2 separate regions of the Homo sapiens genome follow, and region 2 is linked to region 1. Evidence: chromatin contacts called from ENCODE Hi-C or POLR2A ChIA-PET data. All regions are on one chromosome and are shown on one strand. The core of a region is the stretch at or near the end of the contact, and the rest is flanking DNA. Distances in the headings are between cores, read along the strand shown.

The links. A loop is a pair of places that touch in the nucleus more often than their neighbours do. ChIA-PET counts read pairs that join two places held with the same protein, here RNA polymerase II (POLR2A). Pooled maps may share reads with other maps.
Region 2: a loop to region 1 is called in a pooled map, with 2.6 times the contacts of the local background. The contact joins the promoter of PBX2 here to the enhancer-like site in region 1. A Hi-C loop is called at or near these places in 2 of 37 single-sample maps with no recorded cell type and 4 of 50 pooled maps. POLR2A ChIA-PET finds 5 or more read pairs at or near these places in 1 of 52 experiments (CD8-positive, alpha-beta memory T cell).

Annotation. Positions count from the first base shown.
Region 1 is chr6:32,396,241-32,399,586 of GRCh38, forward strand. BTNL2 (butyrophilin like 2) reads right to left here. Exons shown (of 8, transcript NM_001304561.2): 5 at 1-146. All of the region lies in intron 2 of TSBP1-AS1 (TSBP1 and BTNL2 antisense RNA 1), which reads left to right. Among named protein-coding and RNA genes, the nearest start is that of HCG23, 7.4 kb to the left of the region's middle. Within about 2 kb of position 1,476, at least 2 of the 41 ENCODE cell types and tissues checked have a DNase peak (open chromatin) inside an H3K27ac peak, as active enhancers do.
Region 2 is chr6:32,188,662-32,192,385 of GRCh38, forward strand. It overlaps PBX2 (PBX homeobox 2), which reads right to left and starts at 1,541. Exons shown (of 9, transcript NM_002586.5): 1 at 1,034-1,541; 2 at 62-135. The coding sequence starts at 1,254. It overlaps GPSM3 (G protein signaling modulator 3), which reads right to left. Exons shown (of 4, transcript NM_001276501.2): 2 at 3,487-3,589; 3 at 3,048-3,247; 4 at 2,105-2,842. The coding sequence ends at 2,705. RefSeq lists enhancers at 1-175, 1,328-1,896 and a silencer at 2,283-2,461.

The DNA.
Region 1 (3,346 bases), core at 226-2,725:
ATGCACAGCAGGGTAACGGTGGGATCGGTCCCACCTCACCTCCATGCTCTGTGCATTCGCCTTGGGGGACAGGTAACAGGTTAGCTGTATATCTTCTCCCACTCTGACGAGGATGGGCTGGGAAGGTCCATTCACTTTTAAAGAAGCTGTTAAATAGAGTGGACAAAACACAATGAAAGAATCAAAATGGAACCAATAATGTCATCTCTAAGAACAGCTCCATTGGAGTTTAGAAACCATGAGCATCCCAGGGTTGCTGTGAGGCTCAGGGTCATCCTTAGGTGAGGTGGGGGTTTCATGGACTCAGAATAGAGGTTGCTCTTCTTTAAGGAGGAATCATTCCATGATGTGTGTCAGTCTGAGTAAAACAGTAATTGAATCCCTACCTGCTTCTACCTGTATTTTTTTCAGTTTACAGACCAATAATAAAATAATTTTGCAATTAAAACTCCCAGATAGGCTGGGTGTGGTGGCTCAAGTCTATAATCCCAGCACTTTGGGAGGCCGAAGCGGGTGGATCACCAGAGGTCAGGAGTTCAAGACCAGCCTGGCCAACATGGTGAAACCCCGTCTCTACAGAAATACAAAAATTAGTCGGGCATGATGGTGGGTGCCTGTAATCCCAGCTACTCAGGAGGCTGAGGTGGAAAAATTGCTCGAACCCGGGAGGCAGAGGTTGCAGTGAGCTGAGATCATGCCACTGCACTCCAGGCTGGGTGACAAAGCGAGACTTTAAAAACAAACAAACAAAAAACACCCAGAATAAAGTGAACAGTTTATAAATTTGGCCCCAGATGCCTCTGTACCTGACTCCTTATGTAACAAACTGCAATTTAACTTAGTACGTCAACTACTGAAAGCCTAACTTAGGTTGCAGTTTGTTACATAAGCACTCAGGTACAGAGGCATCCTGGGGCCAAATTTATAAATTGCTCATTTTATTCTGAGAGTTTTAATTGCAAAATTATTTTATGAATAAGCCTAACTTAGGAGCTAAGGCTAACTTAGGAGTACACTTTTGTAATAAATAGCTGAGTAGCAGCTGCTGCACTTCTGTTAGTTGCAGGCAGCCAACTGTTGAAACCCTGTTCAAATCGGCAAACGCCAGGCTGCAACCAATAGAGCTGTCTCTGTACCTCACTTCTGTTTTCTGTACCTCATTTCCATTTTCTGTCCATAAATGCTGTCTGACCAAATTGCTGCTTTGAATTCTCTGAAACCGTTCTGATTCTGAGGGATGGCTTGTTTATGAGTCATCCTTTTCTCAGTTAGACTCTGCTAAATTTAGTCTGTCTAAAGTTTTTCTTCTAACACTTCAATTCTGTATGATTTTAAACTACTTCTTAATCTGTCTTAAACTACTTCTTAATGCCTCAGTTTCTTAAACTGTAAATTTGCTATACAACTACCAAAATCATAATGTTTCAGAGTTGAACAAAATAGTTTGCATTAAGTGCCTGGAAGACCCTGCAGCGTGAGCAGAGGTGCACAGACCTGTGAGACTTGAAGGCGTTGGAGCCATCCCCACCCTCTGACGTGGTAATAGGGAGGGGTTTAAAAACATGTCTCATGTGGACTTTTGGTAATGATATTTGAAGAAGCTTTCCTCTAGGTGGACTTTATAGTACCTTGTAAGTCTGGTCCAGCCGCTATATTTTATTTCCCCAATGCTCCACATAGGTGGAGTTATAGACACACACCAGTTGAATGTCCTCAAATAATTTTGAAAATTAAAATTAACATTTTAAGATCAATAATTGGGGAAGTCGGCAAAGTACAAATTGTGAAACAATGATGAATGTAAAAAAGGGGTCTAATTCTCTCACTGTGCAAAGTGGGGAAAGATGTTCTCTGAGGGCTTTCCTGGGCCCAAGCTATATTACATTTTCCATTCTCATCAGGCCCTGCCCGTGCCATTTTTTCTCTATTCTAAATTAAGTGTCGTCCTTTTCTGTTAAATGATAAGAATGGTTTTGCATAAGGTGTGATCATTTATAATAGAAACACAAGCATAAAATTGTTGGTTCTCTGCATAGAGTCACTGGCCAAAGGCGTTAACATCCCATTATGTCATTGGCCGAAAACTGCCAGCTACCTTTGTAGAGAGGAAAGTCCCTGTCAACACAATTTGAATTTTCAGATTATTACCTTCCATTCCAGGTAACAGTTGACTCCCAGTTATTTCCAGCATTTTGTTTGCTTTGTCCTGTAATTTTACCTAAAACAATATTATTTTCCTCTCCTATGTATCTATTAAAGTCTGAAGACAAGAATCAGAAAAAATGGACTAGGGATTAGTTTGGGGCTGTTTCTGCATCCACATGGCTTACGGTAAATTACTTAATAAAACAGACTGTTTCCTCATCTCCTTTATCCATATGAGGATTTTATTCCCTGTCCGTGTGTGACCTGTGCACATATTAGATCTTAAACTGGCTTGCCCTGCCTGACATAGGTAATTAAGAGCTAAAATTGACTTCAATGGAGACTGAAGGAAGCAAAATGTAAGTATGGAGATTCAATTAATTTGATGCATTACAGATACAGACAAAACTCCTTTTGTCCAGAATCCAAGTAAAACTAAAGTTTAAAGTGCTAAAAAAATCATGCAGCCCTGTTTGTTAATAATTGATGTTCTACTAGAATACAAGCTCCTTGGGAGCCACTATGCCTAACCCACTTTTTTTTTCTTTCAATTTTAAGTTCCGGGGTACATGTGCAGGATGTGCAGGTTTGTTACATAGGTAAACATGTGCCATGGTGGCTTACTGCACAGGTCATCCCATCACCCAGGTGTTAAGCCCAGCATCCATTAGCTGTTCTTCCTGATGCTCTCCCTCCCCCATCCCCCAACAGGTGTCCAGTGTGTGTTGTTCCCTGCCATGCATCCATGTGTTCTCACCAATCAGCTCCCCCTTATAAGTGTGAACATGCAGTAGTTAACCTCCTTTTTCTATACGGTTTTGTACACAGCCTTCCAGACAATTTTGTGCTGAAATGTATTGCTTTGTTTTGTTTTGGTTATTGTTTGTATGTTCTGAATGCCTTCTGAATATCCACTGAAAAATTAATTCCCTTCTGGAGCGTGAAGTACACTGAATTATACACTGATTCCTTGAAACCTGATAATCTCATCATCATACCACATAATCCTCTTTCAATCAGCATATTCAATTAATGCACTATCTCATTTCTCAAATATGCTAAGTTATATCTAATCTCTTAGAACTGGACACTACATTAGAGATTAAATTCAACCTGTTCACTTTAAAGATGAGAAAAATAGAGATGAATGAGCTGACAAAGTCACACATAAGTAATTAAGGACTTGCACTGTTAAGTTAGA
Region 2 (3,724 bases), core at 291-2,790, 210 kb before region 1:
AGCCCTATAATGAACAGGGTTCTGTTCCCAGAGTTGAGCAATCCGGGGGGGGCCCACATACCAGTTTTCTCCTTGATTTCACACAGGACGCTAAAGAGAGCAGGCTTCATTCGGTGGCAGTTTAGGGCGTGTTTCCTTGGGAGGAGTGGGAGTGGGGAAAGAGAAAAGTTGAGGAGCTAGAGAAACAGAGCAGGGGGCCTGAGAACAAGGAGGGAGGAGGGTCAGTCTGCGGAGGGAGGAAGCGGATTGGGGGTGGAATGAGTTGGGGGTGGAATGAGGAGTTCTTGGGAAAAGATCAGCTCCCAGAGCATGGGGAAGCTCCTCAGCTTCAGGGAGACACAGGGAAGATGCAGGCAGCAGGTTAAAGGCTGCGGGCTTTGGGAGATGGTCTAGAAAGGTAGGAGGAGGAATCTGGGAGTGGATGGAGAAAGGAAAGTGACTTGGTAGGTTTCAGAGGGAGAGAGACAGAGGCTGGGGTTGAGAAGAGTCAGAGTTTGAGGTGGCAGAGTGGGGCTGGGGGTGCCGAGCTAACTGGGGAGATCAGTGTAGGGTGTGTGAAGGGGTCCTGGGGCTGAGCAGGTGGGAGGCTTTGATGCACCTAGTGTCTGGCTGAGCAGTGGAGAGGAGCTTTAGGGGCTCTGGAGAGGGTGTGGAGGTCTCCACATCTGGAGAGAATGAGGGGGCTGGGTGGAGAGTTAGGGGAGAAGATAACGTAGCCCAAGAACAGTTTCTTAGTCTGGGAGCCAGAGGGGGCTCCCGGGGATGGGGCTGTTCCAGGAGACTGCAGGGGTCGGCAAAAGGTTAGGAGTGGGGAGCCGGGCCACCGGGGGTTCCCTCTGTGAAGGTTTCAGGGCCTGGGGGTGAAGGGAGGTTTGAGAGGGATCACTTTTCTATGGGCTCCCAGGAATAAGGAGAGAAGAGAGCTGTTGGATCCTGGAGAGGGCCCTGGAGTTGGGGGGGGCTCCCAGAAGATTCAGAACATGTGAACGGGGTTTGCTGGGTCTGTGTGGGGTCCCGGAGTGGGGGCACTCACTTGGCCTGGGCCTCGTCCAGGCTCTGGTCGGTGATGGTCATTATCTGCTGCAGAATGTCCCCGATGTCTTGCTTCCCTCGGCCTCCCGGGACCCCCCCGCTACCCCCACCGGGGTCTCCGCCACCGGGAGGCTCGCCAGGGCCCCCAGGCTCCCCACTCACCAATCCCAGGCCCCCCCGGCCCCCGCCTGGAGGGGGCGGCCCCAGTAGCCGTTCGTCCATAGCTGGGGGGGGGCCCTGAGGCCCCCTCCCTGCTCCGCCCCTCCCCCCGCCTGGTTACTTCTCCCCCCAAACTCGCTGGGGCCGCTGCTCCCTCCGCCCCAACCCCCGCCCGTCTGCCCCCGGCTCCCGGCTCCCCCGGGGGTTCACCCCGGCACTGAAGGGAGACCTGGGATACCGGCTGGGCCCCCCACAGGAGACCCCGGCCCCCGGCGGCGGAGAAAATGGAGCCGGAGAGAGAGAGGAGGCCCAAGCGGGGGTGTGTGTGAGAGAGAGGGAGGAGGGAGGAGGGAGAAGGGGGGGGAGCGAGGGAGGGAGGCTGGGGGAGGGGAGCCGGAGAGGAAGAGGAGGGGAGAAGAGAGGAGGAACAGGGAGGAGCTGGGGGCGGAGAGAGAGACACAGAAACAGAGGAACTGAGACCTAGTGGAGGAGGGGAGAGGGAAGAGGGGATGAGGGGAGGAGACGGGCCATCTGAAAGATATGGGAAAGCCCCCTGGCTGGACTTCCGCGGCCTAGGAGTGGGGCTGTGTTGGCGGCTGGGGGCGTCTGTCACCTGGGTCCTGAATCAGGGATCTAAGCGATGTGGACTCAGGCCGCTGGAATGCCTGGGTTCACCGGCAGCTCAGTTCATATTTCTTGTTCTAATGACTCCCCTCCCTGTTCTACTTAATTAAAACCGAAGAGGGGGGCTGGGGGAGATAATTAGGGAGGTCTCCAGCCGCTGCTTAATGAGCCAGTAATTAACCAGCCGGGGAGGGGAGCTGGCCTCTGGCCAGACTGGGGAGAGAAAAGGCCTCTGGCCTCACCTTCCTACCTTTCACCCCGCCTGGGCCCCCCAGATACCAGTCTGCAGTCCAGAGGGGAATTATATTTATTCACACAACCAAAACATCAGACAGACTCAGCAGCAGTGGGGAGGGAGGGTGGGCAGGGCTGAAGGTCCATTCACAGCCCGTAAACCCCTCAGTCTCAGGGATCGGGGGTGCTGGTAGTGGGACTGGGAGAATAGTCTTAATCTCTCAGGTGCCCACCCACCTTCCCTTCTTACTGGGAGGAAGGGTAGAGCTGTCTCTCAGGTTATAACCTCTCAGGTGGAGGCCTGAGCCCTCAGACCCTACTGCCTAGTAGCTTGACAACTGGTGGTGTCCCCACAAGTTAGGGAAAAGACTCCCAGCCACTCCTTGAGATGGGTGCCTGGGATCCCCCTTACTGCCTCAAGCTCCCATGGACCTGTGGGCGGGGAGTTAAATCCCTGTTCCATCTCGCCTGTTCCCAGAGTTTGAGGACTTTCACCCTGTCCAGTTCCCAGGGAAGGTGATGTGGGAGATGAATATTGAGATTTGTGCCGTGTCTTTCAGTCTCTGGTACCCCTGCCAAGCAAGAGTTGAGGGCATGCAATGGGCTGCCCAGCTTTGAGACCAGTGGCAAGGAAGGGCTGGTTGGGGCTCAAGTCTCAGCAGGTGTGTGTGGGGGGCCGGGACCTTTGCTCCTCCATTCGACCCCCACCCTGAACTCTCAGCAGCAACTCCAGGAGCTCTTGCCCCCCTGGAGGGAGGGGAGGCTCTGACCGCTGGGCTTCCATCCGCTGGCACTGGAGGAGTGGAGGGAGAGGGAGAGCTTTGGTGAGGGTCTGAGAGGAGGAGGTTCTTGAGAGGATCAAGGGTTGGTATGGGGAGGCATATAGGAAACCTGTGAAGGCGATGGGGTGCCTAGGGAGAAACAGGAGTAGAGCCCCAAAGAGAACAGGGGCCAAGAGACCAGGAGGCCTGGGTTTGCCTCCTGGGGGGATGTCTTACCTGGTGACTGAGGATAGTGCTGTAAAGCTGTTCTCTGTCCTCGAGAGGACGGAGTGGGGCAGGGGCTAGGCTTGAGGGGTTTTGGGGGGTGTAGAAGGTGGCCCTCTGCTCCTCCAGGCGGCGGGACTGGGCTTCAGCCACCAGGTCCAGAAGGAGTTCAGTCTGCAGGGAGAGCAGGGAGGCCGAGCGGGGTCCCAGGGCTGGGGAGAGGGGTGTGGAGGGCTCAGAGACCCAGAGAGGTTGGCAGACAGGAGCCGTGGGGGAGTGTGGACAGGGTGACGTGATTAGGGACTTTGGATCAGAGGAGAGGGGGTGCAATGGGGAATCCCAAGGGGAGTCTGGAGGAGGTGGGGAGAGGGCCCACAATGGAGTGGGCCTTGGTAATGGGGTCAGGATGTGGGCACTAGGGTCGGGGCTCTCCCTGGGTGGGTAGGGGTACCTGTGTGGCGGGTCCCTGGAGGAGGAGGGGATGGAGGAGCAGATCGCCAAGGCCGAGTGGTGGAGTTTGGAGGGGGCCAGCCTTCCTCATCCTGAGGGGGGCCCTGATGCCAAAATATGTCCATTCTAGTCAAGCAGTGGTGGTTGAAGCGGGAGGAGTGGACAGGGGGCTAGGCCAGTGGCCCGTTTCCTCTCTGTGTGTCTCTGTTCCTGCCTCAGTTTGCCCAAGCCTTTCAAGG